Regions from separate parts of the Homo sapiens genome. Here region 2 is linked to region 1. The links are chromatin loops, found by intact Hi-C in ENCODE. Cell type or tissue: ascending aorta. All regions are shown on one strand. Links, peaks and the distances in the headings refer to the core of each region. The heading gives the core; the rest is flanking DNA.

The links. Hi-C counts contacts between places; a loop is a spot of excess contacts. Peaks named below come from ENCODE experiments on the same cell type or tissue, not always from the same donor. Only the 100,000 strongest peaks of a DNase experiment are listed, where the experiment ranks them.
Region 2: a loop joins it to region 1, with 2.9 times the contacts of the local background. A loop is called at or near these places in 2 of 110 quality-filtered maps.

Annotation. Positions count from the first base shown.
Region 1 is chr2:74,837,835-74,854,189 of GRCh38, reverse strand. All of the region lies in intron 1 of HK2 (hexokinase 2), which reads right to left. Among named protein-coding and RNA genes, the nearest start is that of HK2, 12 kb to the right of the region's middle. RefSeq lists an enhancer at 4,095-4,234 and a silencer at 8,594-8,888. In ascending aorta, for the core only: no CTCF peak of the experiment used is centred there; DNase peaks (open chromatin) are centred at 4,766, 8,569, 10,119 and 10,567; H3K27ac peaks cover 5,350 bases.
Region 2 is chr2:75,139,269-75,155,623 of GRCh38, reverse strand. All of the region lies in intron 1 of TACR1 (tachykinin receptor 1), which reads left to right. TACR1-AS1 (TACR1 antisense RNA 1) reads right to left here and starts at 1,306. Exons shown (of 4, transcript NR_168010.1): 1 at 1,053-1,306. In ascending aorta, for the core only: no CTCF peak of the experiment used is centred there; a DNase peak (open chromatin) is centred at 8,423.

The sequences.
Region 1 (16,355 bases), core at 4,242-12,241:
TTATGTACAGAAAGTTATTATTAAAGACCATTAGTAGGAACCGATTTGACAGGACTTTGTCTTAAAAAAAAAAAACCAAAAAATTAAAATTATAAAAATAGACCTAATTTTTGGAGAACTGGTGCATACCTGAGGAAAGGCCTATTAGGACAGAGGAGAGTTCTTTTCAGAATGGTTGAGTCGGAAGGCCTGTGACAACATCACTGGAGCCAGGGTTCATTACCCTCATCTCTTGTTCCCCCAGCACCTGACATGGCCAGTCACAGCAATCCCATTGCCCCTCACCCTAGGCCAGGTAGCCATCACCTTTTTCCCGGACGCCTACAATCCCCAGTTCCGCTTTTACCTCTTCCATCCACTTTCCACACCCAGCCAGACTCCGCTGATCCCCGGCTTTCAGGGCTTTCCATTGGAACAAAGCTCAAAATCCTTTCAGGGCCCCACATGATCGGGCCTCTAGCCACCTCCTAATCTTTTTATCTTTTTTTTTTTTGACAGGGTATCGCTCCAGTTGTCCAGGCTGGAGTGCAGTGATGAGATCTCAGCCAGCCTCAGGTGATCCTCCCACCTCAGCCTCCTGAGCAGCTGGGACTTTCAGGCACGTGCCACCATGTCTGGCTAATTTTGTTGTTGTTGTTGTTGTTGTTGTTGTTGTTGTTGTTGTTGTTGTTTTGAGGCTGAGTCTCACCCTGTCACCCAGGCTGGAGTAGAGTGGCGCAATCTCGACTCACTGCAACCTCTGCCTCCCGGGTTCAAGCAATTCTAGTGCCTCAGCCTCCCGAGTAGCTGGGATTACAGCGGTGCACCACCACACCCAGCTAATTTTTGTATTTTTAGCAGAGACAGGGTTTCACCATGTTGTCTAGGCTGGTCTCAAACTCCTGGACTCAAGCTATCCACCTGCCTCGGCCTCCCAAAGTGCTGGGATTAAAGGAGCGAGCCACCACACCCGGCCCCACCTCCTAATCTTATGGTAAGGTCTGGACTCTTTGTGTAGATTCTCTCCCTGGTTCAGTTCCCCAACTTCCCCAACTTGCCCATCCCTGCCTTGGAGCTCACACACACAGGCCCTCCAGGTACATGCCCTGACGATCTGCTACCACTCCTTCAGGCCTCTCTCTGTAGAGGCCTCTTCTCATCCTCCAGATCACAACAGCCAGGCCTCCCTGTTATTCTAAGAACTTGAGCTTTTCCCTTCGCAACACTATCCACAATTTGGAACTAAATATTTATTAGGGTCCAAATCATAAGTACCAAAGGCTAGAACAATGTCTGCTTGTTCACCTTTGCATACCTGGAGGCTGGCACGGTGCCTGGCACAATGGAGAGGCTCTATGTAAATGATAATGCAGCCTCTGTGCTCATGCGGAGGCAACTCTCCCTAGTTCTTTCACTGATCCTGTTTCCCACATAAATTCACATGAACTTTTCCCAGATTTAATACCAGGAGAATGAGAAGCATCAGATAACTCTCACTCGTTTTTTGTTGTTTTTTTTTTTTAATCTTTTAATTGTTATTTTTGAGACAGGGTCTTGCTATATTGCCCAGCTTGTTTCCAACTCCTGGAATCTACCACAACCTCCAGGGCTGTGGGGCACTAGCCCCCCACCCTCCATCCCACAAGCTGGGTCTCTGATCTCTGGTTCCTACAATATCTGGGAACCAAGGTGCTCCTGAGGAGGCCTGGGCCTCCCCAACAAGGACATTTGAGGCTCCCCAGGAGGAAAAAGGGTGCAGCTTCAGCCTGACACTAGACAAGGCCCCTTTCTTTTCAGTGAAGTGTCAGACAAATCTCTAGCCATCTCCAGTGACCCTAGTTCAAGGGTAACTCTGACCACCCTGGAGGCTTCCCACTCCAGATCCAATGAGACACTGACTGGCCCAGGAATGCTACATTACAACTTTCACATCTCAGGGCTAATGTGCAAAGTCTGGGGCTACCCAGACCAGAAGCCAATGCGAGGCCACATCCAGGAAAAGCCTGAGATGTCCTCATGGGCAACTGTAATAATGGCAAGCCCTCACGTGGCTCCTGCTTTGTGCCAGATCCTATTCTCCGGGTTTGCTCCCATTAGTTCATTTCATCCTTAGAACAGCCCTCTGAGGTAGGAAGTGCCAGCATCTCTATTCTACAGAGAGGGGAAGTCACACAGACACGAGGGGCCACGTTTGGCTTGATAGAGAAGTTTGGCTGGTCTGTGCTCTTGTCCACTCTGCTAGATGACTGCCCCCTGCCTGCCTGGATACAGCAGGGTCTATACAGGTCAAACAGCATTGCAGGGAATGCAGGCTGTCCATATCCATTAAAAGGCCATCTTCTATTCCAGTCACCTCCCAATGCAGACATGAACAGCACGCAGTGGAGAGTGAGGCACACAGAGGTGACTGAGCAGGTCTGGGGCAGCAGACATGTCTCTGAACATTGTCATGAGGGTGACACCTGACAAAGACACTCTCACCTCACTACTTTCCCAAAGAGAAGAGAGGCCCAGAAGCTTCTTGGTGCCCCCGCCCCACCTCCACCCTCTATGGAAGGCTTCAGGTGTTTGCAAAGGGCACAGGAGTTCCTGCACTGAGGAGCTGAGCCTGTTCCACCTCATTAAATGGTCCTATCATCATGTCCAGAAGCATGAGGTTATGCACACAAAAAAGCAAATTCTACGACAGCCAATCTTAGTTTATCTTCGATGTTTAAACTGTTTCAAGACATGTTGGAAATCCAGTCAGACACTTCTCATCCTCAACCCTTGAAGAATCGAGTTAAACAGTCACCCTTTATCCACGTTGCCTTTTGCCCCATAGATAACCATCTTCCACATGTTCAATGACAGATGAAAACAGTAATGGGGTGATGGTTACAGCGGCTAAGCATTCCTCAAGCATTTCTCACCTGTCAGGCACTTCCGGCTTTCCTGACCTGTTCTCCATTGTCTTCGTAAAACTTCTGCACCTCCGTTTTATAGATCACTTGGGTAATGAGGGGCAGAGATGGGATTCCACAGAGGTCTGTCTGGCCCCACTGCCAGGCCGTCAGGACAGCCACCCTCGCCTGTCCTGTGGGCCCCTCTTAGTGTGGATGGGCACTCCCAGCCTGCCCTGTGGTTTCTTGGATGACCCTGGGACCTTATTTTCCTCTCCATCACATGAGGAGACTAAGAGAGAAGATATGAAACAGCTGTGGATATGAAACAGTGAAAAATGTCCAGGCCAGTAGCTTGGCCCAAACTTCCCCTCTTTCACATCAGAGCTCTTTGAACTCTCAAAACTTGAGAACAGATGGCACCAGGGCATGATGATGTGTCCACTCAGCTTATTAGGGCCACTCAGGAAGGGATAATTAATAATCACTTAATGCCACAGTTTCCTAAACACACCAGTGGAGCCCACCCAGCCCTGGTAGGCACTGCTGTGTTGGTAGCCAAGGGAAGCAGAAGTCAGAAACAAGAAGCAGCCACCATACAAAGATGATTTTCCTGGATTGAGAAGGAGATGAATGCAATTTTCAGAATCTTGCCAACTTTCACCCACAGTGCCATCAGTGGGAGGGAGCACCAGGCCCAAAGTCAAAGGAGAAAGCCAAGCAGGTGATAGCAGATGTACACACAGCAGTGGGACTGCAGCTGAAAAGTATTCATCCATAGAAAGGAAAGGCCCTTAGGGTAACTAGTTCGAAAATCCCACTAAACATAGTATTCGAATTTATCTAGTTTGTCTCTCTCCACCCAATTGATAGTCATGTGGCCTAGGTTTGAATACTTCCAAGCCTGAGAGGCTCGCTATTTCTCTAAATTCCATTTTTGAACAGCTCTACTTGTTTCAAAGAGTTTCCTCAATCAAAGATAAATCTGCTTTCTGATACTTCTGCCTAATCTCCATTCTGTCACTTGTGATAAGAGTTTCCAAACTTGCTGCACATCAGAATCACATGAGGAGCTTTTAAAGAAAACAGTAAGAATTCCAAGGATCCATTCCAGACTAACCAAATGACACCTCTAAGGCTGGGGCTCAAACACCTTCCCCTCTCCTCTGGGAGGTTTCCAATATGCCAATAACGTGATCGTGGTTGGCCCTGTTCTGATCAACACTGCATATCACTTTTCTGCCTGGAATCTTTGAGAGTCGGTGGTTAAGATATTAGGCCAGGTGTGACCCTGTGAAGTAATCCTGTGTTGATCCAGCCTGCTGGGAGTTGGGAAGACAAACTCTGCATTTGTTTTTAAGAGATGTAAGTTTCTGGATACTATCAAAGCAGACTCATTCAGGTCAACCCTTGATTTGTAGCTGGTGGTGGTGAAAGGAGTGCTCTGGCATCAGAAACACCAGTATGCAAATCCTAGTGGTAGCGTTCGTACAGGTGTGCGACATTAGAGGACTCTTCATCTGAACCCCAGCTTCCTTGCCACAAAACAGGATGAATAGCCCCACATGACAGAGTCATTAGCATAACTGTGGGGACAAAAGAGTTCTCTATCACCCCCCCTTTCCTTCCACCCCTTCTTTCTTCTAAAGCTTCTCTCCACCCAGGGTCACCTTCAGGCAATCACAGACATTTCTCAACCCTCCTTAGTCACAAAGCAGAGGCTGTTTCCCCAAACTATTCCTTCTCTTTCTGTGATGGGCATGGACAAGGCTGCTTCTCTTTAAATCTCTATCTGGGAGAGGAGGAAAGGAGGAGGGGGCATTCCAGGCTGGGGAATCGGAGGCAGGCCAGAGCAAAGCCTGGCTGAAGAACGGGTTACCTTCCCGTCTGCCTGCCAAGCTGCCAGCCCAGGAAGCGAGGGCGTGTTAGACAGAGATAGCACTGTTAGTTGATATTTCTTCAGCAAGGGTTAGATCAGAGCTTCCTCATTGGGTAATTTTGGTCAGTTTCAGTTTTTCCCATAACATACCAGTCTGACATGCCCACTTCCTCTACAGAATTGGGGTTGGTGTCAGGGGAAGCCCTAAAGACAAATTAACCCCATACTCTCTAGGAAATAAGATAATACCCAAAATGGGAAGCCATTAACACCCATCCCCTTAAGTACCTGCATTTTCCTCCAGACCAGCACTTAAAAAAGGAGAGGAAATTGTGTCACTGTCACAAAGCAACAAATGGAGAGAACAAAAGGGGACATTCATGGAGGCTCCACTTCGAAGTATGCAGTGTGCAGGGTGGGCCATACACAGTCCTGGCCAGGTATGGGGAAGCCCAGGAAGGAAAGGCCTGGAGGTGACTGCAAGAAAGGGATCTCAGAGAAACCAGGCCCATCGGGGAGCAGCCTCGACCCAGGTCACACAGTTGAAACTAGAATCTGGATCACCTGGATGAATGTCAACCCTTCTGGCCCAGAAGCGCCCATCTCATTCTGCAGGCCCAATGCAACTGAAAGACTGGTGCCACTGCCTGGATCCTGAGCCCACCCCATCTGGTCCCTGTGGGAACCTGGCCTTGATCAAATTATTTACATCCAGAAGACAGCAATATTCCAATTTTGACAGTTTTTATATGAAGTACTACAGATCCTACCTTGAGTAAGGTACTCAAGGGTTTTAAAAGGGAAGTGTAGACGAAACGAAACCTTAAATTTCAATGTCTAAGTCTGTAAGATCCGTATCATTCAATCCCTGAATCCTGACTACTGTTGCAACCCCAGCATCTTCCATGTTATGGCATTTATGGAACAGCTATTAAATACAAAGCACTAGTGTACAGAAACATAATTTTACAAGAAATTAATTCTGGAAATGAATAGTGGTGGTAGTTGCACAGCAATGTGAATAACACACTTAATGCCACTAAATTGTACACTTAAAATGGTTAAAATGGTAAATTTTGTGATTAATATTTTATTACAATTCTTAAAAATTTTAAGAAATCAACAGCCCTGCTCTCTAGGACTTTATATCAAAGAAGCTGGCTCATATTATAGATCAATGAGTGTCTCTAGAATGCGTGGAGAGATGAGTCTTGTCTAATAAGAATGTCGGGCACAATACAAGGCAGCCCATGGGAAGTGTCACAGATTTAAGTGGCCTGAGAGACTGGCAATCAAAGGGGATACTTTTGGAGCTCAGCCACCTTAGCAGATAAATGCTTACCTAGAGACAGCAGTGTGAAAAGGCTCAGGAGGCATGGGCAAGCCCCTAAGACCCTGGGAAATTACCAATTCCAGGAACAGAAAGCTCCTCACCTTCACAACATTACATTAGCTCCCCATGAAATGCTTCATAGGTTTAGTTCTATCACTTTTAATCAAGGGCTCACAGGAAAGACTATAAAGACCACTGCACCAGGTAAAGCTGCTGTGTCTTTCACTAATGCTTCCCTAGCCATTCAGTCCCCAGTAAGGGTTAGTGTCAGGAGAAAGTCTGGCTGCCCAGACACACTGTGCTACCTGTTATAGGCCGATGGGATGAAAACGACTGACTCAAAGAGAACTAACTATCCTTTTTGCCTTGACTGTCAGGAAGCTTGGAGCTTCGTCAAGTTTGTTTAACTTTAGAGACAGAGTCTTGCTCGGCTGCCCAGGCTGGAGTGCAATGACGCAATCATGGTTCACTGCAGCCTCAAACTCCTAGGCTGCAGCCTTAAACTCCTGGGCTCATGATCCTTCCACTGCAGCCTCCCAAGTAGCTAAGACTATAGGTATGCACCCTCGTACCCAGCTGATTTTTTTAATTTTATTTTTTCTGTAGAGACAGAGTCTCACTGCGTTGTCCAGACTGGTCTCAAACTCCTGGCCTTAAGCAATCCTTCCATCTTGGCCTCCCAAAGTGCTGGGATTACAAGCATGAGCCACCACACCTGGCCTGTCAAGTTTTTCAGTAATCATCTCGCCAGTTTGATGACTCTCGTTCTAGAAATCTTTTTACTGAAAGCTGAACCAAATCACTAAATCCTTTTAGTAAGCAAGCAGAAAATACATAATACATGAATAAGCAAATGTTCATCACTTGTGTCTGCAGGGCACACCCTCCTGGTAGAGGGCTGAATTCAAGTGATCACATAGGATAAGAAAGTTACTCCACAAGCATAGAAGCATCAAAGCAAAGGATGCAGGATGCCTGTGGCACAGCTGAACTTTGTCTCCCCAGTCTTGGGATATTTCTAATTGATTATCTAGAACCGTCTCTCCAGGTGCCCTAGATGACCACAGCTAAAAATCCTACCTTTTAGTTTCTAGACCCTAGAAGACCAACTGATTGAACTTCACCTTTCTTAACATGCATGTTCTTGTCCTGAAGATACAATCGGGTCATCTATATATTAGGTCAACACTCCTATTTGGCCCCTTTGACAGAAACTTAGAAAGGACCATACCTTCTGGAAGTCAGGGGCCTTATTATGACTACTTTCGTCTGCTTTAAATCAACCACAGTCAAAACAGGGTGGTGGGATGGGCACAGTGGCTCACACCAGTAATCCTAATACTTTGGCTGAGGAGGATCATTTGAAGCCAGGAGGTCAAGGCTGTAGTGAGCCATGATCACGCTGCTGCACTCAGCCTGGGCAACAGTGCAAGACCCTGTCTCTTAAAAACAAAAACAAGCCAGAGTGGTGCAAGAGATAGTATACAGCAACAAGAATGCACCACCTACCACTACATGCAACCACATAGATGAATCTCAAAATACAGTAAAACACTGGCTGAAAAATGCCAGACACAAATGGCATCTTTTATATCCTGTATGAGTCTATTTATATTAAGTACAAAAACAGACCTATGCTGTTAGTCAGGACAGTGATTACACTTGATGGTGGTGGTGGGTAGGAGAACACGGGGCTGGTTCAGGTAATGATCTGTTACTGGATCTGGATGGTGGTTACCTGCTGCTTTCAGTTTCCCATGTGCATTATACTTCAATTCAAAAGACGCTGGAAAAAAAAGGCAGGTTGCACTGACTTGGCCCAAGTTTACCCACTATACACAGTCAAAGAGCCAAAGAAGATTAAAGAGGTCAAAAGAGGCCAAACAAAGAGAGATCCATCATTTAAATCTGGCCACACAAAGACTTCCAGTGACTCTGTGCTGACACATGCTTGCAACTTAATTTCAAAAGAATTTCATATTTTTGCATTATTCCTTTGCCAGTGTTTTACCACAACTCTCTGACAAGGAAACCAAGACTTGGAGAAGCCTCCCCAAATCACAGGCCTAGTCCCTGAAGACCCATAGCATCCAGTGACCAGCCGAGTGCCCTAACCTAGGGCACAGGTGTGCCCACCCTGGGAAAGCCAAGCAACTGCTGTCAGTGACCTCATTAATAATAATGCCCTCACAGACTCCTCCTGGGAAGGCTGAGGCTGTACAAAGAGCAGCAAGTTTATTCTACAAAGTTGCCAGGGCAGGGCCAGATGTTTCTGATAAAAGAAAAAAAGATGAGCCGGGGGGAAGACACACAGCAGAACATGGATTCTGTAAGTCTCCTGTCCTCTGAAAGCCCATGAACCGAAACTCAGATCTCCTATGCCACTTCTTCAGATGGGACAAGGAACTTGTCCTCGCCAGGGCAGCCATGCCACCTCAGGCCAATGCCAGCTCTGACACACTGCAGACTCACAAACCCGAGGCAGCGGGTAAGCGCAGAGCTGACCAGGGAGGCATACGGGCCACTCCTCCAGGATCCTGTTGCAGCGGTTGTGAGTCACAGGGCTTCCTGTTCTTCCAGTTCTCAGTCTCAGCTGCATCAAGTTACAGCCAGACAGACCTTAGGCAGCAGCACCTGTCCAGGGTCCAGGAGATGGGCATTTGGGACACCCGGCCCAGGGTCCTCCTGTCCTCAGACATTCTGTTCTGACTGCGGAGCAGCAGAGCAAAGGGGGATTATGTCCCAGATGCATGTGACCCTGGCACAGTTCACCTGCCAACAGATATTGACTGAGTGCCAAGTTGAGTGTGCCAGGGCTGGGCACTGAGGATACTGGGATAAAGGAGACACCAGCCTCTGCCAGGAAGGGGCTGAGTCTATTGGCAGAAGACAGATACATTAACAAGTAATTACAAACTGACAGGAAGGGCAGAACAGTAGGCAGTTTCCTTTACATTAATAAAATATGGATTTACAATCACTTAAATCACATACATCAATGTGAATCTGAGGAGTGTTTGTCTTGAAATGGTTAGAAATGTGTATGTGTTGGCCTCACTGCCCAAAATGTCCCCTCCCCTTGTCTAACAAACTCCCACTGACCCTCCATAGCCCAGCATAAATGGCCTCTCTGCAGTCATAGCAGCAGCTATCTCAATACTAGGATATAATAGGTGCTCAAGAAACCTTTGTTATAGTTATACACAAGGGGCTATGGGAACACCAAAGAGAAAAGTTGACAAGTAACTTGGTGAAGGGGAAGAGCTGGCTACTCCCGACTGACCAGGTGCTCTGTGTCGGGCCTTGCTCTTCAGGCTGGCGCCCACACTGCATGGGATCCCCGCAGCAGCATGGTTTCCTCCCAGTCCACCTGTCTGCCCTGCCTAGGATGCTAGGTCCCTAGAAGTCAGACTCTGCCTACCCCTCGACAGCCCCAGGCCAGGGACCAGAATCTGCCTCTGAGCCTCTTGCCCCACAGTGGCATCTGAACTCCCCACTCCTGTCTGCTGCCAGCGGTCCACTTGCTGGATCAAATACCTCTGGGTCTGTCCCAGTCTGCCCCATCCACCCCAAGATCACACCCACCACAGGCAAGGTACCCACACTTCCCTGCTTACCCAAGACAATCTCAGTTTACACCTGTGGTCATGGCATAACTACTGATAGTGCTTTCCTCCATTTTCAAAAGCGGCCCAGTTTGGACAATTAGGGCATCCCCCTAGATACAGCTAAGTAAATCCTGCCTTTGATCTTGGGAAACTGACACCTAAAATGATAAGAGTTCATGCTGCACAAACTGTGTTTTAAAAAAACATGATGGGGATCAAGAAACTGGGTTCCAGATCTGGGGCTTATCCTATGTGAGCTTGGGCTGGTCCCTTAGTACACAACATCTGGTTTCCTTAACTGTAAAATGAAGGGTTTGTTTAGACTACATGGTCCCAAAGGTCCCTTCCCAGCTGATACCTGACTCATAACCCCATGAAACTGAAACATAAGTGAAACTGAAACATAGTTGTCCCAGCAGCTTTGTGCTGGGGGTTAAGGGCACTGGCTCTGGAGTCACATTGCCTGGGTCTGGATTCTGGCTTGCCCTGGGGCAAGGTACTATCCTATTTTGTGCCTGGTCTCTTCATTTGAATAATAGATAATAACAGGACCTACCTGGAGGGCAGCTTGAGGGTGGCCTGAGTTACTACACACAGAGCTGATGGGAAGAGGCTACAGGACTTCATGGAGGGGACTGAGACAGAAAAGTTTGGGAGGAAACAGGAAGCAGGAAGAGGAAGTCCCTCAAATGGGAAAGAAGGAAAAGTGGCAGTTTCGAATGCCCTCATTTAACCCTAATTAAAGCTGTCAGATGGTTCATCTGGCTTTATTCCTTCAGACAATATGGAGATGCCAGAAGGAAGGGATTGGGAAAAAGGCCTTTTAAGAACATGGACCACCTCCAAGCATCCAGGGCAGAAATGGTGGAAAGGCAGGAAGGCTGAGTGGGCAGGAGGTGGGTGGGCCCCAAGGGCTTCCAGAGCCAGTTTCTCAGAGCCTGACTCACTCTCCTGGTTAACGCTGAGATAAGATTTAACCAAGGCAGGAAAGAATGTCCGGGAAATGCTTAGAGATCCATCTGCAAACAAAATGAGTGACCACCCCTAAAAGAGGGCAGCATTTTAGGGGAAATGAGATTCTCTGTTCACAGGAACAGGGCCAAGACTCCTGACTCCTGACGTGGATAAGGCAACGGCTGTTCAAGAGGTGGGATGGAGGGTATGGGTTGCACATGCAGAATCCCCCTGGGCTTCGTGAAGAACCCAGGGCACCCTGGGCTCAGCAGGAAGGAACACACTCAACAGCCCAGGGTCTGTATATGAGGGGCAAAGAGCTGACTGCCAAATCCCAGGATGCCCAGGGAACCTCACCCAATCTGCCGAAAGAATGTGAGAATGGCCATTCCCTTCTGTGAAATTCCAGGGGTCGGTGGGGCCAAACCTATCATGGCGGGTCCTGTGACTCTTCAGCACAGGGCACTGCAAATGATTTCCCCTGTGGAAAGCCAGGTCTGGGAGAGATGTGAGGATGAGTGAGCAAGTATTTAACTGACAAACTCCACAGCAGAAGAATATGAAATCCCAAGTAAGCAGCCTCCACAATGCCCTCTGAAGCCTCTGCTCTTCTCTGGGTTAGTTACCGGGGAGACAGAGGTTAGGGAAAAGGAGCTGGAACTAACCCTGTGATCATTCAGCACAACTGTGTCTCCTGCGACATCGCAAGGATGCTTCAACCTGAAGTGCACTAATGTCCCAGGCATCCCAGAGACCTCGAATGGGGGAGCCACCTCTGTAGAGGACCAGAAGAAAAGCAATTTAGAGGAAGAGCTTAAGGATGGATCTCCTACGCCCAGGAAAGAGAAGGTTTTAGAAGCACGGTGGACGCATCCTTCTTCCCTGGCTTCAGGAACTTTCCATCCTTCTGACTTCTCTGTCCTCTGATTCAATCCAACGTCACACAGAGACACAAATGGACCTGAAACCACTTACTCTAAAAGAAGCTCTTGGGAGTTATCCAGGGTAAAGCAGGGCCTCTTTTTGCTCCTGTCCAGGCGGACGGTGCAGTGGGACATCTAAGACTGTGTCTCTCCCTATGTACAGATGCTCCGACTTACAATGAGGTTATGTCCCGATTAGTAAGTCAAAAATGCATTTCGTACACCTAACCTACCATCGAACACAAAGCCTATTTTACAATAAAGTGTTGAATATCTCATGTAATTTATTGAATACTGTACTGAAAGTGCAAAACATAATGGTTATATAAATACTGAAAGTACAGGTTCTACTGAATGCGTATCACTTTTGTGCCATTGTGAAGTCAAAAAAAAATCAAGTTGAACCATTGTTAAGTACCAATACTTAATACATAAAGCATTGACTATATGTCAGGCACAGTTCTCAGAGCTTGACACCTGTTAACCCTCTTTCTCTTTCATTCTTACAACTACTCAATTAAAGTGTTATCCAAACAATCTTTGCATTTTATAGGGAAAAGAAACTGAGGCCTAGACAGGTAGAGTAACTGACCCAAGCTCACACTGCGTGTTATGCAGAAAGCCAGAGTTCAACCCCAGGGAGCCTGACTCCAGCTCATCAAACAGCCTCTCCCAGTAACTGTCAGGCTGTCCCTCAGTGGATGTCACTGGCCTACCTCCTCTGCTCCCCAGCTCAAGTGCCTTCTGAATTTCCATTACACCAGCTCACATGCCTGTCTTGTTGGGAAGCCTGGCTCATGCCCAGCCTCCATGGAAACTACAGCAGCACCAGGGTGAGCATCTTCCAAGGGCAACTGACTAAACTCCTCTTGCTGGCTTTCTGGAGCACTTGTATTGCCCACATTTCTCTGGTTGAGAATACAGAAACAGCAACTAGCTCCCGTTCCCTGGAAACCTGCCCCCCAGCAAGGAACTGTGGGCATCTGCAGACTGCTGTGAACTGTAGACCTCATCTTAAGTTCGTCTTTTGTAGAAGCCCATTTCCCACCATGACGGTCACAAGACATGGCACACTGTTGACAACTCAGGGCTCTGATCCCAACTAGGGCTACTAACTTGCTGTATGACCATCAGCAATACACCTGAAAACTGAAGGGGGTGGCAGGGATGGACCATGTTCTTCTAAAGCAGTTTCTCAAATTTGACACTGTAGACATTTTGGGCCAGGTAATTTTTTGTTGTGGGGAGCTATCTTGTGCATGGTGGAATATTCAGCAACATTCCTAGCCTCTGCTTACTAGATATCAGTAACACACACTCACCCAAACCTGCCTCTGCTTACTAGATGTCAGTAACACACACTCACCCAAACCTTTGTGACAACCAAAAATGTCTCCAGACATTGCCAAAGTCCACTGGGGTATAAAATCACTCCTACTTGAAAACTACTGCTCTAAATGAAGAATTTTAAAAAGATAGGCTTTGTCTCTGGAAATTTGAGTAAGGTGGAAATTCTTGCTCTTTATGATAGGCTGGGATAGCCCCTCACAAAAAACGTATCTGTCCCAAAATGTCAATAGCACCAAGGCTGAGAAAACTGCTTTAAAGATAAGCAGAAAGAGCCACTCCAGCACAAGGAAGCATGGTGTGTGATCCACAGAGTGTGATATGAAGACGTGTCCAGTGAGCTATGGGGATTTAATTTGCCACATCCCAACCCCCACAGCTTTTTTTTTTTTTTTTTTTTTTTTTTGAGACAGAGTCTTGCTCTGTCGCCCAGGCTGGAGTGCATTGGTGCGATCTCAGCTCACTGCAAGCTCCACCTCCCGGGCTCAACTGATTCTCCTGCCTCAGCCTCCCAAGTAGCTGGGACTACAGGTGCCTGCCACCACGCCCGGCTAATTTTTTTTTTTTTTTTTTGTATTTTTAGTAGAGACGGGGTTTCACCGTGTTAGCCAGGATGGTCTTGATATCCTGACCTCGTGATCCGCCCGCCTTGGCCTCTCAAAGTGCTGGGATTACAGGCGTGAGCCACCGCGCCCGGCATAACCCCCACAGCTTTGAAAAGGCAAAGACAGACTACGTACAGTGTTGGAAAACAAACCAAACCTGCTGACTTCAAAGCTCAACGATGATAATGAGGAACGTCTTATCAAGATGTGGTCTTTTAAACCGGAAGTATCTGAACAAAGGAAGCCAGTTTTCTGGGGCTCCAAGTTCTTTCAGTTCATCAGATCTCCTTACTCCCATTGCCAACTGTGGTTTGTGTTGCTCTGATTCCCCCCTTGGAAAAGGACCTCCAATTGCCCCAAACTCCCCAGAGTACTGGAAAAGTTCAACTTTGAAAAGTGATGTTTAAAAAAAAAAAAAAAATGCCTGGCGCGGTGGCTCACGCCAAAGTAATCCCAGTACTTTGGGAGGCCTAGGCAGGTGGATCATGAGGTCAGGAGATAAGACCATCCTGGCTAACACAGTGAAAAACCCCATCTCTACTAAAGATATAAAAAAATTAACCGGACATGGTGGTGGGCGCCTGTAGTCCCAGCTACTCGGGAGGCTGAGGCAGGCGAACGGCAGGAACCCAGGAGGCCGAGGTTGCAGTGAGCTGAGATCACGCCACTGTACTCCAGCCTGGGCGACAGAGTGAGACTCCATCTCAAAAAAAAAAAAAAAAAAAAAAGGCCAGGCGCAGTGGCTCACGCCTGTAATCCCAGCACTTTGGGAGGCCAAAGTGGGCAGATCACGAGGTCAAGAGATCGAGACCATCCTGGTCAACATGGTGAAACCCCATCTCTACTAAAAAAAAATTAGCTGGGCATGGTGGTGCGCACCTGTAGTCCCAGCTACTTGGGAGACTGAGGTAGGAGAATCACTTGAACCCAGGAGGTGGAGGTTGCAGTGAGCCAAGATTGTGCCACTGCACTCCAGCCTGGTGACAGAGCGAAACTCTGTCTCACAAAAAAAAAAAAAAATTGACTTTGGCTGAGCTCAGGGGAGTTAATTCATTCAAAGGTAGAGGAAAAAGTGCTTCTTAGCTCTCTCTGAAATGTAAGTTTGGCAATATAAAACAAACGGATGGTTAACAAAAGCTACAAAGTATTCCTAACTACCATCAGTTGTCTTCTGAGCAGAGAAAGGGACAGAGTTAGGTTACCAAGATGTTACATATTGAACAAATGGAGTGAATTGTACCTGTCAATGTCAGTTTGTCCAATCAAAATTAACATAGACAAAAATAATATTATTAAGGTTTCAATCAGCAATTTACTCTTGATACTCTAATCCCATACGTGCGGACTAATGGCACGTGGTAGGTGTCCAAAATGTGCCAAGGTTCCTTGAGGCTCTAACTCCAGCCCCACCCATGGTAATTCACTCTTTTGACCTAGCAGCCATATCTCTCTAGACAACTGAAAAGTATCTGGGTTTCTGTCTCCCATATCACACTCAGAGGGCCTTGCACTCACTGTAGGTTCTTAAAAAAACATTAAAATTCTTGGCTTTCTTGACTCTTGGGGTCTCTGTTCAATCTTTTCGCTTCCAAGATATTCCTCTCAAGCCCAGCATTGAAGGTCACCCCTTGCTCATACAACAAGGAATCTACATGAGCTATGTCTATTACAGGATTCCAGTGCAAATGTCACCAGTCTATGCGTATTAAAACAATTTGGTCAATGGTCAGAGAAAGGAGTATATACTTCATTTTATCTCTATGGTTAACCCTGATTCTCCATTCTTAAATGACAAAATCCTGCATCTTGTATACTAACTTATCTCAATCAATAGAAAGAATCAGCCAGGCGCGGTGGCTCACTCCTGTAATCCCACCACTTTGGGAGGCGGAGTCAGGCAGATCACGAGGTCAGGAGATTGAGACCATCCTGGATAACACGGTGAAACCTCGTCTCTACTAAAAATACAAAAAAATACCCGGGCATGGTGGCAGGCGCCTGTAGTCCCAGCTACTCGGGAGGCTGAGGCAGGAGAATGGCGTGAACCCGGGAGGTGGAGTTTGCAGTGAGCTGAGATTGCGCCACTGCACTCCAGCCTGGGCGACAGAGCGAGACTCCGTCTCAAAAAAAAAAAAAAAAAAATAGAAAGAATCTTCCATCTCTCCATAGGCAGGACACACAGTCTTGATTGCTGAAGGACAGGAAACTCTCCTCCCTTTCTCTCTCCCTCCTCAGGACCGGCCTCAGGTCATGCTTTGGCCTCAGGTCATGCTTTGGATGAAGAGATAACTGCGAACTACCCCTCCAAGTGTCCACCCATATACCATCCCTTTAGCCTAAGACTAGCTGGCCCTGCCCAGCTCCTCCACTTCCTGCAGCCCTGGTTTAGCTTCTTTCTCCAGAAAGGTCTCCTCCTTTACTCTTGTACTCACTGAGCACCTCACCAGTGGCCAGGAACTGCAGCGACAAACCTAACAGCCAAGATTCTCCCTGCCCTGAGGAAGGAACCCAAACTGAAAACCATCAACTCTAACAGATGGTGGAATGAAACAAATGTCATGCAAGGTTCAAACACACTAATGTTGGCACACAGGAGGGGGAGAAGGAAGCAGAAAGAAAATTAAGACAGTAAACTGCATTTGAGCTGGAAGGGGTTAAGTGGAAAGAAGCCAAGCAGAGTTCAGGGCCACAAAAATGGCAAGGGCAGGCCTCGTGCGGTGGCTCACGCCTGTAATCCCAACACTACGGGAGGCTGAGGCAGGTGGATCACAAGGTAAGGAGATCGAGACCATCCTGGCCAACATGGTGAAACCCTGTCTCTACTAAAAATACAAAAAATAGCTGG
Region 2 (16,355 bases), core at 4,548-12,547, 300 kb before region 1:
TGGTTGTCCTGACCTTGTTTGTCTGTATCTGAGCTATGTGACCCTTAGAACAGGAGATGGTGGCCTCTCTGGATGGAATAGAGATTTTACAGGTGAGCTGGACCAGAAGAGCTGGTGATACTCAGGTGGGGGTTGAATGGGGCAGTTGTGAGGCACTTGTGGACATTAGAGAGGTAGAGATAGAGAGAGGAGAGAAAGGGGGAAGAAGGGCATGTAAGCAAAGGGAGGGGGAGACAGGAAAAAGAGGAGAGGAGAAGAGAGGCAGAAAGATGAGCCAAGGTTGCTCACGGCAAGAGAGGAAATTAAATCCAGATGATGCTAAGTGAGCTTGAGGCTCATTAAGCCATACCAGGCAAGAAGACAGTTAGAATTGTCCTTGAGCTGAAGAGGAGAACTACGTTAGGAGCTGCAATCCCAAGAATGGAGAGAGGGTCCTGGAAGGCTTGAGGATGGGGCAAAGATGCTGGGGCTTGGGAACAGTCCCTCAACGTTTTGGGGTTTTTAGATTTTTTTGTTTGTTTTTTAAATGGAGGTCAAAGTGTAACAGCCTTCCAAAATAAACTAAGTTGTCCTTATGCAGCCCTTTCATTTGGTTTGAAAAGGTGAGGTCAGAGATGTTCATGCTCAGTGTGAATTTGGAGACGCAAAGGAGAGAGGCAGAGCACAGACTCATCTGGAGGAGAAAGGCAGCTTCCTGCCTCACTGCCCAGGACTGAGGTAGGGAGCAGGCCAAATGCGAACTTGGAAGCCAGTGGCAGAGGATGGGCCGAAAGGAGGGATAAGGGAGTACCAGGAGCTAAGCAGTGCTGTGGAGAAGGTCTTTTAGGGGACTCTTCCAACAGCAGCAGGGATGCAGGGTAGATAGACAGGGAGAGACCTGGGGCCAGAAAACCCAGAGAAGACAAGACAGTTAGGAGACTCCAGCCACAGTCCAGGCAACATGCACGAGGGCCTAACTTACAGTGGGGATGAAAGGGAATGATAGCTGGGAAACCCTCTTCAGAGGGAATCACCATGGCTCATTGGCTGACAGGTTGTAATTTCTCACTCACCTGTGCTGGGTTAGTGCTGAATCTCCACTGGGTTTCTTCAGAGAGTGTGTGTGTGTGTGTGTGTGTGTGTGTGTGTGTGTGTGGTGGGTTAGTGCTGAATCTCCACTGGGTTTCTTCAGAGTGTGTGTGTGTGTGTGTGTGTGTGTGTGTGTGTGTGTGTGCGTGCGCGCTCTTGGCTGATTATCTCCCTGGGCCAAACTTCCAATTATAAATCTCCCGGAGTGAGTGGCTTCAGCAAAGCAGTCCTTCCTTGTGACATGCTCAGTCTGGAGGTTCTGACTACTCCCCCATGAGCTCTGTAGGGGAGCTGTTTGTTGTTTGGGATTTTCAGAAACAGGATTTTCCTGCTTGGGCAGCAACAGCATGACCCTGAGTGTTCAGATCCCGAGGGAGCCAGGAGCCGGGAGGAAGGCAGCAGCAGGCTCAGCTTCCTGTAGGCCAAGCATTGCTTTGGGCAGTGAGGGGGGCATCCAAGTGAACTTTAGTTGTGCACAGCAAGCCCCACACCCCCGCCCTTCAATTAATCAGTGAGCCAGCAAGCTGGGCCTTTACTGAACTCCTATAGTGAGGCCAGTTTCCTTATCAAAAGTGAATGGCCTCATGGAGAGACCTCAGTCCCACACCCTGAATAAAGCTCAATAGTGCTGCCCACCATCAGTGATTCCAGGAAAAAAAATTTAATGAATCTGATTAGAATACTTAGAGTACACTGATGACCTGGAATTAGCTTGAATAGGAAGAGAGGATACGTGAGGAATTAAATCCTTGCACACAGGAGTTAAAACCACCTCCTCCCTTTTGCATCCCTGGTTGGTCCACCTGGATCCTCTGTCTTCACAACTTAAAAGGGTTAGCAGCCACATGGAAGGAAACAGGGAATGTGCCAGGTGAATTTCAGAAGTTTTGCCATTGCTTCTCTCCAAGTTGTACACAATTTCAATAATACTCTAAGAATTAAGAGATGTATTTTAATGGGTTTTTTTCCTGATCCTATAAACAAATCTTAGGTCATCAGATCTGGAAGAGACATCAGACCTTATGCTCTGCTTCCCTTGTAAAACTGAACGCCTTTAACAGCACAGCTCAGAGTGCAGTCAGTCAATATTGACATTTCACAAGAGAGGTCAATAATTCTCAGCAAGTGAGTAGCTGGTTCTAGCTCAGTCACCCACTTAGGTGTCAGGACTATCTTCTGAGAAGCAGTCTTTCATAACATCCCACTGAGGCTTGGATGCCTTCAGAAAAGATTTCTGACAATTCCTGTGCTTTCTTGCCATAGCATCTTGTTAGACTCAGTCAAGGTGATTGTGTATTGTTCCTACCCTGCCCTCTGCTGAGCTTTTGCCTAAAAGAACTCTTATAAGAAGTCTTAGGCTGGTGCAGTGGCTCACGCCTGTAATCCCAGCAATTTGGGAGGCCAAGGTGGGCAGATCACAAAGTCAGGAGTTCAAGACTAGCCTGGCCAATATAGTGAAACCCCATCTCTACTAAAAAATACAAAAATTAGCCAGGCGTGGTGGTGCACGCCTGTAGTCCCACTACTCGGGAAACTGAAACAGGAGAATCACTGGAACCCAGGAGGCAGAGGTTGCAGTGAGCCGAGATTGCGCTACTGCACTCCAGCCTGGTGACAGAATGAGACTCCGTCTCACAAAATACCAAACAAACAAACAAAAAAGAAGTCTTGGCCCCATCTTTCTTTGGAATTAATAGCCTTTGATCCACCCACTAGAAATGGTAGAGTGAGGTGTACAGTCTATTCTCCTAAGGAACAACCCCTTAGCAGTGAATTTCTCTAATGGGAATGCATTGGGGTGACTAAGAGAGCTGTGATCTATACACCTGTTTAGTGATATTTATCAATCATTTATTAAGCATTAATTGAGCATCTACTATGTACCAACTGTTAAGCTTCCTGTTTTCAGATTTAGAAGGAATCAGACATCTGACACTTTAACTCTCAGCCTCGGAGCATGTATTAGTCCATTTTCACACTTCTGATAAAGACATAACTGAGACTGGGAAGAAAAAGAAGTTTAATTGGACTTACAGCTCCACATGGCTAGGAGACCTCAGGATCATGGGGGGAGGTGAAAGACACTTCTTACTTGGCAGCGGCAAAAGAAAATGAGGAAGAAGCAAAAGCAGAAACCCCTGATAAAACCATCAGATCTCATGAGACTTATTCACTATCATGAGAACAGCATGGGAAACACTGGCCCCCATGATTCAATTACCTCCCCCTGGGTTCCTCCCACAACACGTGGGAATTATGGGAGATACAAATCAAATTGAGGTTTGGGTAGGGAAACAGCCAAACCATATCATTCAGCCCCTGGGCCCTACAGATCTCATGTTCTCACATTTCAAAACCAATCATGCATTTCCAACAGTCCCCCAAAGTCTTAACTCATTTCATCATTAACCCATTAACCCACAGTCCGAAGTCTCATCTGAGGCAAGACAAGTCCCTTCCACCTATGATCCTGTAAAATCAAAAGCAAGCTAGTTACTGCCTAGACACAATGGGGGTACAGATATTGGGTAAATACAGCCATTCCAAACGGGAGAAATTGGCCAAAACAATACAGGGCTCATGCAAGTCTGAAATCCAATGGGCAGTCAAATTTTAAAGTTCCAGAATGATCTCCTTTGACTCCAGGTCTCACATCGAGGTCACAGTGATGCAAGAGGTAGGTTCCCATGGTCTTGGGCAGCTCCATGCCTGTGGCTTTGCAGGGTACAGCCTCCCTCCCAGCTACTTTCACAGGCTGGTGTTGAGTGTCTACAGCCTTTTCCAGGTACATGGTGCAAGCTGTTGGTGCATCTGCTATTCTGGGGTCTGGAGGATGGTGGCCCTCTTCTCACAGCTCCACTAGGCAGTGTCCCAGTAGGAACTCTGTGTGGGGGCTCCAACCCCACATTTCCCTTCCACACTGCCCTAGCAGAGTTTCTCCATGAGGGCCCCACCCCTGCAGCAAACTTTTGACTGGGCATCCAGGTACTTCCATACGTCTTCCTAAATCTAGGCAAAGGTTCCCAAATCTCAATTCTTGACTTCTGTGCACCTGCAGGCTCAACACCATGTGGAAGCTGCCAAGGCTTGGGGCTTGCATCCTCTGAAGTCACAGCCCAAGCTGTACATTGGCCCCTTTCAGCCACAGCTGGAGTGGCTGGGACACAGGGCACCAAGTCCCTAGGCTACACACAGCACAGGGACCCTGGGCCAGATCCACAAAAACACTTTTTCCTTCTGGGCCTCTGGGCCTGTGATCGGAGGGGCTGCCATGAAGGTCTCTGACATGACCTGGAGACATTTTCCCCATGGTCTTGGGGATTAACATTAGGCTCCCTGCTACTTATGCAAACTTCTGCAGCCAGCTTGAATTTCTCCCCAGAAAATGAGTTTTTCTTTTCTATCGCATAGTCAGACTACAAATTTTCCAAACTTTTATGCTCTGCTTCCCTTATAAAACTGAATGCCTTTAACAGCATCCAAGTCACCTCTTGATTACTTTGCTGCTTAGAAATTTCTTCTGCCAGATACCCTAAATCAGCTCTTTCAAGTTCAAAGTTCCACAAATCTCTAGGGCAGGGGCAAAATGCCACCAATCTCTTTGCTAAAACATAACAAGAGTCACCTTTGCTCCAGTTCCCAACAAGTTCCTCATCTCCATCTGAGACCACCTTAGCCTGGATTTTATTGTCCATATTGCTATCAACATTTTGGGCAAAACCATTCAACAAGTCTCTAGGAAGTTCCAAACTTTCCCACATTTTTCTGTCTTCTTCTGAGCCCTCCCAAACTATTCCAATCTCTACCTGTTACCCAGTTCCAAAGTCGCTTCCACATTTTCAGGTATCTTTTCAGCAATGCCCCACTCTACTGGTACCAGTTTATTGTATTTGTTTGTTTTCACACTGCTTATAAAAAACATACCCAAGACTGGGAAGAAAAAGAAGTTTAATTGGACTTACAGTTCTACATGGCTGGGGAGGCCTCACAATCATGGCAGGAGATTCACTGGTACCACTTCATATATGGTGGCAGCAAAAGAAAATGAGGAAGAAGCAAAAGCAGAAACCCCTGATAAACTCATCAGATCTCATGAGACTCATTCACTATCACAAGAAAAGCATGGGAAAGACAGGCCCCTATGATTCAATTACCTCCCCCTGGGTCCCTCCCAACATATGGAAATTATGGGAGATACAATTCAAGTTGAGATTTGCGTGGGGACACAGCCAAACCGTATTAGAGCATATGCTTATTAAAGTTCCTACCTCACCAAATTGTAATTAAATTATAGCATGTTTCTCTTTTTCACTAAATTCTGAGCTTTTCAAGGGCAATTCAATGTCATTCACCTTTTTAAGCCTTATTCCTGGCAAAGTGTCTGGTGTTTCATAATGCTTAACAAATAGAGTTTGTAGTGAATTCACCAGCACATCAAAAAGCTTATCCATCATTATCAAGTCAGCTTCATCTCTGGGATGCAAGGCTGGTTCAACATATGCAAATCAATAAAAGCATAATCCATCACATAAACGGAACCAGTGACAAAAACTCATGATTATCTCAATAGATGCAGAAAAGGCCTTTGATAAAATTCAACACCGCTTCATGCTTAAAAACTCTCAATAAACTAGGTATTGACGGAACATATCTCAAAATAATAAGAGCTATTTATGACACACCCACAGCTAATATCATACTGAATGGGCAAAAACTGGAAACATTCCCTTTGAAAACCGGCACAAGACAAGGATGCCCTCTCTCACCACTCCTATTCAACATAGTATTGAAAGTTCTGGCCAGGGCAATCAGGCAAGAGAAAGAAATAAAGGGTATTCAAGCAGGAAAAGAGGAAGTCAAATTGTCTCTGTTCGCAGATGACATGATTGTATATTTAGAAAACCCCAACATCTCAGCCCAAAAACTGCTTAAGCTGACAAGCAACTTCAGCAAAGTCCCAGGATACAAAATCAATGTGCAAAAATCACAAATGTTCCTATACACCAACAACAGACAAGCAGAGAGCCAAATCATGAGTGAACTCCCATTCACAATTGCTACAAAGAGAATCAAATACCCAGGAATAGAGTTAACAAGGGACATAAAAGATCTCTTCAAGGAGAACTACAAACCACTGCTCAAGGAAATGAGAGGACACAAACAAATGGAAAAACATCCCATCCTCATGGGTAGGAAGAATCAATATTGTGAAAATGGTCATACTGCCCAAAGTAATTTATAGATTCGTTTCTATTCCCATCAAACTACCATTGACATTCTTCACAGAATTAGAAAAAAATACTTTAAATTTCATATGGAACCAAAAAAGAGCCCGTATAGCTAAGGGCTGGAGGCATCATGCTACCTGACTTCAAACTATACTACAAGGCTGGAGGCATCATGCTACCTGACTTCATACTATACTACAAGGCTACGGTAACCAAAACAGCATGGTACTGGTAGCAAAACAAACACATAGACCAATGGAACAGAACAGGGACCTCAGAAATAACACTACACATCTAAAACTATCTGATCTTTGACAAACTTGACAAAAACAAGCAATGGAGAAAGGATTCCCTATCTAATAAATGGTGCTGGGAAAACTGGCTAGCCATATGCAGAGAATTGAAACTGGACCCCTTCCTTACACCTTATACAAAAAATAACTCAAGATGGATTAAAGACTTAAATGTAAAACCCAAAACCATAAAAACCCTAGAAGAAAACCTAGGCAGTATCATTCAGGACATAGGCATGGGCAAAGATTTCATGATGAAAACACCAAAAGCAATTGCAACCAAAGCTGCAATTGACAAATGGGATCTAATTAAAATAAAGAGCTTCTGCACAGCAAAAGAAACTATCATCAGAATGAACAGGCAACCTACAGAATGGGAGAAAATTTTTGCAATCTACCCATCTGACAAAGGTCTAATATCCAGAATTTACAAGGAACTTAAACAGATTTACAAGAAAAAAACAAGCAACTCCATCAAAAAGTGGGCAAAGGATATAAACAAACACTTCTCAAAAGAGGACATTTATGCAGTCAACAAACATATGAAAAACAGCTTAACATCATTGATCATTAGAGAAATGCAAATCAAAAACCACAATGAGATACCATCTCAGGTCAGTCAGGATGGTGATTATTAAAAAATCAAGAAACAACAGATGCTGGAGAGGCTGTGGAGAAATAGGAATGCTTTTACATTGTTGGTGGGAATGTAAATTGATTCAACCGTTGTGGAAGACAGTGTGGTGATTCCTCAAGGATCTAGAACTAGAAAAACCATTTGACCCAGCAATCTCATTACTGGGTATATACCCAAAGGAATATAAATCATTCTACTATAAAGATACATGCATACGTATGTTTATTGCAGCACTATTTACAGTAGCAAAGACATGGAACCAACCCAAATGCCCATCAATGATAACTGGATTAAAAAACGGTGGTACATATACACCATGGAATACTATGCAGCCATTAAAAGGAATGAGATCGGCCAGGTGTGGTGGCTCACAACTGTAATCGCAGCACTTTGGGAGGCCGAGATGGGTGGATCATGAGGTCAGGAGATCAAGACCATCCTGGCTAACACGTTGAAACCCCATCTCTACTAAAAAAATACAAAAAATTAGCCAGGTGTGGTGGCACATGCCTGTACTCCCAGCTACTCCTGAGGCTGAGGCAGGAGAATCGCTTGAACCTGGGGAGGCAGAGGTTGCAGTGAGCCAAGATTGCACCACTGCACTCCAGCCTGGCCTACAGAGGGAGACTCTGTATCAGAAAAAAAAAAAAAGGAATGAGATCATGTCCTTTGCAGGGACTTGGATGAAGCTGAAAGCCATCATCCTCAACAAACTAACACAGGAACAGAAAACCAAACACCGCATTTTCTCACTCATAAGTTGGAGTTGAACAATGAAAACACATGGACACAGGGAGGGGAACAACACATGCTGGGGCCTGTGGAGCAGGAGGGGAGCAAGAGCATTAAAACGAATAGCTGATACATGCGGGTCTTAAAACCTAGATGGCAGGTTGATAGGTGCAGCAAACCACCATGGCACGCATATATGAACCTGCACATTCTGCACGTGTATCCCAGAACTTAAAGTAAAATAAAAATTTTTAAAAATACACTTTATAGGGATGGATAAAGGATGAAAGGAATGTGGGGATAAACCCATTATGTTATGACCACTTGGTAGTTGTCACTGGAATGTTCCCACTGAGGTTCTGGGGAAATATCAGCCCTATGGCCACACAATAGGAGTAAAGGAAAATTGAAATGTTAGCTGGTTTTGGCCATGTGCCAAGCATCTCAGGGTTCTCTTTGGTGGGGGCATTTTCCAGCTAAATTCTGGGAAGGAACATGGTGTTTATTTAAGTGCTGGCATCTGCTTAGACAAACAGGAAAATATTCTGCCACCTAACTTGACTGGAACAGGAATCCTACTCACCGTCTGATGGCTGAAACAATGCACAGTATTGCAAAACATTTCAGATCAGTTGACTTCCCCCAGCAGCTTAGTTTGCATCAGTGTAAATGCACACAGCAGATTGTGTTTCTGTGTTAAAAGGGTTACAGAACCCATCCTGGAATGAAACACTGGGACCACAGAAGAAGTGATGGGGAAATTGTTCAAGGCCATTATTTCAGTGCCATCATCATTAGCACATTTCATGTTAAAATATTGCCTGGAAGATCACCAGAACCAAAAATAATGCCATCTGTTTGTATAGTGGTTTATAGTTTAAAAAGCATTTTACAGTCATTATCACACTTTTTTACTGCAACTGCAACTCTATTTTATAGATGAGGAAATTGAGACTCATTAGGGTTTGGTGACTTCACTCAGTAACTAGTAGATTCCACATGTGCTGGCTCCTCTATGGTTATTAGCATCACAAGTAACGCAATAATCCTCATCTCCACTTTGGTACCCCCACAGCTGCAATGAATTAAAGCTATTCTTGCCATTGTGACCAGTAATCTCCTAGAAGCCAAATACAGCGGACTCTTCTTCATCCTTATCTTGCCTGATTCCTCTGTAACAAATGACCACATGGGCTACTCCCTACCTTTTGAGGCTGTCTTCTTTGGTTTCTAAGATGCTGCTGGCCGGGCATGGTGACTCATTCCTGTAATTCCAGCACTTTGGGGGGCCAAGGCTGGCAGATCGCCTGAGGTCAGGAGTTCGAGACCAGCCTGGTCAACATGGTGAAACACTGTGTATACTAAAAATACAAAAATTAGCCAGGCATAGTGGCACATGCCTGTAATCCCAGCTACTCAAGAGGCTGAGATGGGAGAATTGCTTGAACCTGGGACGTGGAGGTTGCAGTGAGCCAAGATTTCGCCACTGCACTCCAGACTGGGCGACAGAGAGAGACACCATCTGAAAAAATAGAAAAAAAATTTTAAAAAGGTTCTTCTCTCTCCTGGTTTTATGCCTTCCTCCTATGTCTTATACCACCCCTCCTTTACTGCCCGCTCTGTCCTGGCATTCCTTGTGAATGTTAATATTCTCTAGGATTTGATCTTTGGCCACTTTCTCTTTGCATTCCCCACAGTGTTCTGGGAGATCTTATGGCTCCAACCACTCTACAATAGTAACTCCCACATCTCTGTCGCTGGATCTGTAATTCAAATCTCCCTACGGAATTCAAAATATATATCCCATCTACTTTCTGCACCTCTCCACCTGGATCTGCAATAAGAACCTCAAGTTCCACACACCTAAAAGTGACTGTACTAGAGTATTCCAACAGTGCAGTATTAGGTCTGCCCATTCAGCAGCATGTAATGCTTCTTTGCTTACTCAAATTTCTATTTCTTTTAGTAAAGGAATATTTGACAGTTTCATTCATATAAGTCCCACATATTTCAGTACGTGTTTATGTCTAGATATTATATACTCTCATGACCATTGTGAACTTATTTCCATTATATTATGTAAATGGCTATGCTGTTATATAGAAAAGTTATTGATCTTTAACACATTTGTTTTGAAACCAGCAGCATTCTGAAATTGAATTTGTCTTGTTTTTCAGTTGATTTTCTTTGGTTTTTTAGATAAGCTATCATCTACAATAATTATAGTTATCTCCTACTTTACACTATTTATATCTTATTCCTTTTTCTTGTCTTAGTTGCATTGACTCGCATTCCTAGAACAATGTTACTACTAATAATAATGGTCATTACCATAGTTTCTGACTCACAGACAGACCACTTCTATTTTTCATCATTGCATTTAAGATATTTTCACCATTAAATAAAATATATACACTTTATTTAATTAAAGACATATTATTCTATTTCTATCTTATATTAGAAGTGATGATACATTTTTATTAAATGTCTTTTAGTCATCCAAAGAAATGATTATAAATTTTTTCTCTTTTGATCTAATCATACAATAAATGATATTAACAGTGAATCATCTTTATGGTAATGCTTTTTCTAGAAAGGATCCATTTAACTTAAAATCTTATTCCGCTCAGGCTGTGTTAATACATTCCAAATGTATTGATTATTGTATTTCTTTCTAAAATTCCTACTATACTCTATTTTATCTCCTAAACCTACCCCTCATATCTCTTATATTTTACATATTATATTCATCTCTATCTTTTGCTTCTTGGTTTTTGGGGAACTCCTCAAAGTGGACTTTCAAATCATCAGTGTCATTTTCTGTGCTATCCAATCTGTTATTCATTGCTACCACTTCCAGTTAAAAATTTGAAATTTAAAATTTGAATTCACAAATTTATAAGATAAATTCACATTTAATTTTTTAAATGTTTAACAGTAATATTTCTGATATCAGTTTGTTAGTTGTGGATAGAATGAGTGCTTGAATCTCAAGTCTCATTGATAATATGAATCAGTTTTCTTTTTGGTTATGTCTCACTTTTTGGAATAAGCTTCTTTTAGTGGAAAATATTTGCTTTGATTCTTCGGATGAGTTTCTTCAAACTGCTAAATCATTTCATAGACCCAGTGATTTTTCTGTTTATCCATCTTTCCTGAGAAAGCACTGTATGTCCATGGTTCCAAGTTAGGATCATTTCTCTATGAGGCTGTGGGGATGCTTATTCAAATCTTATATCCAAGAAAAAGAAAAAGATAAATTTGCAGCTTCAGTTTGTGGCAACATAGTTGGCTGTGAGGAGCAGGAAGAGGCCACAGTGAAAGGCATCTGCACCAAAGAGAACTCATGTTGTGCTGAAGGATTCCTTCCAGTCTATCGTGAAGTCCACTTTATCTCAGAAGCCCACAGGCTGTGCCCACGCTTTAATTATCACACCTCTCCAGTCCAGGGAGCTCCATCGATCAGCTCCCACTGAACTTCTGTATACTTATGTAAGACCACACTTATTGTCCCAGTAGTGGCCCCATGGAGTCTGGACCCTACGGCTGAAAGTTAGGAACATTTGTGCCAAGTTAAAGTTCCCCATGATCGTGGAAACTAGGAAAATAATTACCAAGGAAAACAGTCCTGTGGCAGGGAGCTTCACTGCTAAGCAGGTGAGGAATTGATCCTCCTCCTTTGTTCTATGTACCAGCATTAGAATATTCCCTCTACACGCTTGGAAGTTAGGGAGGTTACACTATGTACCCCGTTCACCCACTGCCTGAATCAACTTTTCCTTCATATGCACAGAATTGGGGGCAGTGGGCTCATCAGTCAATCCAGGCCACTAGCACCACATTTCACAATATATCAGGCAATACAATGCTGTGAGTAAGCGTCCAGTCTCCAGAGCCAGTCTCCTTGGGTCCAAATACTATTAGGTTGGTGCAAAAGTAATTGCGGTTTTTGCCAATTTGCTTTTATTTTGCACCAACCTAATATCACTAGTCATGAGACCGTTGGAGTTAGTAATCTTCCCTGTGCCATAGTTTCTTCATCTGTAACAGGAGGACAATAATAGCTCATCAGTGCAGCTTAGTGACAGCACCTCCTTTATGGAATACCATGAAAACTCAATTAGCTAATAGATGCTGAACATTTCAGACAATGCCTACACACAGTAATGCTCGATCAGTGTTAACCAATGCAAAATAGTGCCAATACTTCTGGTTCGAAGAAGGCATCCTTCCCTGATGTTTTCTTTTTTTATAAATTTCTTTGGACATTTCAATGGAAGGAAGACAAGAGCTAAAGCTGGAAGAGTCATATTTCCATCTTGTTCCAGAAGTTCTAAAGTAATGTTTTTGAAAAGAAAACATGGTCAAAAATGTTTTGAAATGAAAATATGTCAAGAAAAAGTAAAATTCAAACTTGTTAGCAGTATCAGCAAGGCCAATCAGGATCCAGCCTGCTTTCTACCTTTTCTCTAACCCTGTCCTCGCTTGCACCTCAGACTATAGCCCAACCAAACCTCCTGGGTTCATTGTGGCAGCTCACACCACAGGGCCTCTGCTCAGGTGAGGCCTTCCTCCCTCCCTTGTTAGCACCCCATGCACCTAACTTGCTTGTCTGTAATTCTGAGGGCTCACTTCAGATATTACCCCCTCTACAAAGCCCAGAATCACATCAGCTGACCCCTCCTTGGCATCCACCCTGCACCCAGAGCAAAGTTCTCTATACTGTGTCTGTGAGACCTTACTCCACAACTATCATGATTGTTTCAATCAATGAGGGAGCTTATTAAAAGTATAGATAATGGCTCTGGAAGATTCCAATTCATTAGGCCATGGGTAGAGCCCAGGAATCCATATATTTATAAAACAACTGGGATGATTTTGAGAATCAGCCGAATTTGAGTTAATAACACACACCCTCTGATTTGATTGCCCTCTCCTCTGGTAACCTTCCCTCCCAGCTGGTTAACCTGACCTCTCCTCTGGTAACCTGCACTCCCCTCTGGTTAGCACATCCTACTCTCTAACAGCCTGTAAATTCCTTATTTGTCTTATCTGTCTTATGTCTCCAGCACCTTGCACAGTTCCTGGCACTCAAAAATGTGTTCATAAACGCATGAATAACTGAATGACCTCTTCCCTCCAGTGGATTAGGTATTTCTATCGTTATTATTCATTGCTTTTACCCACCACATTTGATTTTCAGAGACTTAACTGAAGAGCTTATAAGAGAGACAGGAATAATTGTTTCTGGTTTGGCAACATACACTAGACTTGTTTGCCAAACTTACTGCGAACCTTCTGCCTTCTTGAGAAAGGAGGCCCAGGGGATAAGAGAGGCTATTGTGAAACAACCTTCTCCTGAGACCTAAATATTTGGCAACTTTAATCCTGGCATGAGAATTGGCACAAGGAATGAGAAAATGGAACACTCAGAAAGTGTGAGCCGACACCTTAAATGGACTTAGTGGCGAGCTAGCCAGAAGGTGGAAGCAGAGGCTGGAGGCTCTAGGATTGAGCTTCATCTCCTCTCCACTCACTGCCTCCCCTCCAGTTGGTTTACTTTAGGCAAGGCATTAACTACCCTGAACTCTGTGTCCTCCTCCATAAAAGAGGGCTGAAAGCAGATTGTCACAGAATCATTTGAAATAGTATACATGAAAGATCAAGTAGAGTGCAATAAATGTTTCCTTTCTCCTTTCTGTCACATCTCAAGCTGTGGCCTAGAAAACTGTAGAACAGTTGAGAGAAGCCAGCTAGAGCCCTGGGGTTGGACTCTCACAGTAGGGCAGATGTGGGGTATGAAGCTTCAGGAAACCAGAGAGAGTCTACTAAAGCCCAGTCCCAGGTATGAAAAACAGAGCAATGAAATTTGACCCTCTTGGAATATCCAAGAATCCTCATGGGATTTCTGTAACACATTTTGAGCACATATAAGTCCTTTTTGGGGAAAGAGCCATGCCTCATTCATCTGCGTATTTATTCCTAGTACCCAATGGAGTGCCTGATATAGGACCAAGAAATATTTGTAAATTGAATAGTGGGTGGACAAAGGCATAGCTTGGTACCTTCTCTCACTAGTTTCCTAGTTCTTTCCTAGTACCATCCTCCAAACAAAGCTTTGAGTTTTTTTTTTTTTCCTTGCCTCCATGCCTGGATGTGGTTAAGCCAACCAGACAGAGCTGTAATTCCTATGCTCCTAAGCTTCAAGGCTTCCAGAGTCTACATAGCTTCCCTCTGCATGGCAGCTTTGAGCTTTCTGCTGTTAAATAAAGTTGTAAGTGTTGTAAAGCGGTTTCATTAGGGAGGGTTTTATCTTGGAGAGGCAACAAGTTCTGTTCAATGGAATAGGGAAAAGTTAACATTTAAAACTCCAGCTATTTTCTGAGGATGGTGGGTCCTGTTATGAGTTGGCTTTGTTCTGCTGAGACCATATAAATGTGGATTTGCAAACTGGAGGAGCTAGAAGATCCCAAATACTAAAGGAAGAATGGCTTCTAGCTTCTGAGGTAATACTAGAGGGAGATAAGAGAGGAAGAGAGAGAGCTGAAAAGATTATATGTGTTGCCCAATGAGACCTTCCTGAGGTCTCTAAATACCCAGTTCTTAAGAGACTCACCAGCTTTTATGGAAGTTTATAAAAGAGAGAGTTTTGTAACCATGTTAATGAGAAGGAAAAAAGACATAGTCTCCAGTATTTTGAACTAGTCACAATGGGACCCATCAAAAGAAAAACAATAAGAATTCTCACGTATCATGGATAGGGCTTTGGGCTTCATCAAGACTGTTAAACTGGGAGTTTGAGTCAGATTTATTCAGACCATTGGAGGGGCCAGAAAGAGACATCTCAAGTGATACCTGAGTCTTCTGAACTTGATATTATTCTAGACACCACAAGGAATGCATAATTCACACACAACCTGGTCCTTTTCCTCAAGGAGCTTACAATCTCATTGTGCAGACAAGATATAAAGCCACTGGGCAGCATGCCCTCAGGATGCATTTTAATTTCAACAGATAATGATGATGGAGAAGATTAGAGAAAGGCCTCAAGGAGGGCTTCTTAAGGGGCCACCCTGAGTTGAGTCTTCAGAGGGAGATGACAGTATTTGGTTTGGCAGAATCCCAGGAACAGCCTTTTCAAGAACTCCCTGACAGCACCTCTTGAAACAGACGAATCAGGAACTACCCAAGACAAAAGCAACTCCATCCACTGCTCATTTTAAGCACATGCCTCACATGATCTGCTTGTGTAAACTTTGCAGGCAAATTTGATTTCCTTAAAATCATTTTTCCAAATGTACATTTACCTGCCTTTGCTTTTTTTTCAAAAAGTAAAACAAAACTTTTCTGCCACTTCCAACATTCCACCCTCATTTTCATTAGCCCCTTGCCTTTCTGAATTAACTTGAGTGGGAAAAGGTGTGTACTTACATCCACCCAGCCTCCTACCCCTAAAAATACTGTCTACATTCAATGCTAAGGAAAGGAGGCTACTTTGAGAATTTCAGAGTAGTAACTTCCAAAGGCTAATGGATGAATGTGAGTATTTCCATTCTCATTGTGGCCAGGAAAGATAGAGATAATCATACAGTACCCAGAAAATGACTGCTTCATATGATGAGGCTTTAATTTCCATTTTAATGGAAACATGTTCATTTAAAAGAAAGAAAAGCAGATTTCTGAACTATGTCTCCTCTCTCCGTTAACAACCTGGATGTGCACCTAGAATTAATGAGCTACATTTTTATTTCTATTTTGCTAAAGAGGCTGACCAGGGCTGTTGCATTACCTGATGTCTAATCTTTCCAGTGCTCCTCTCACGCCTCCCCTCACTGTTTTCCCCCTTCTGAATGCGATGTTAGTATTTTGGCTTTGTCTCAAATAAACTTACAAGTCGGGTTTTTATTTCTCCCCAACGGAGCCTCTCAAATCCCTTATCTTCAGCTCAACAGGAAGGAGATTACTTTGTTACCAGAATATTGAACACTGATGATTTACATGTTTATATGTTGGGAAAATAAAGCTCTGACATATTCTACTTCCTATACAACAGTTCCTAATTCTCTATGTAGAGACCTAGTGGCTTAAGGGCATAGAAAGATGCCACTGTCCACTGAGCAGCAAAGAAAGGACAGCTAAGCCCGTGTTCCAACGGAGCTGACCATGTGCATAGCTATACCTTCATGGCTGCAGTGGGGAAACCAGCCAGCATAGATTCTCCTTTGCTGCTCTCATTTTAATCAAAAAATTGCAGATGCTAAAGTCAGATAGCCTGGATTCAAATCCTGTCTGATCTCTGATCCTAGCCTGAGAGGCCTGTTCAGATTCCTCCTCTGCCCAAATTCCTTGCTAGCAGTGTGACCTGAGGCAAATGACTGAATTGCTTTGTGCCTCCGT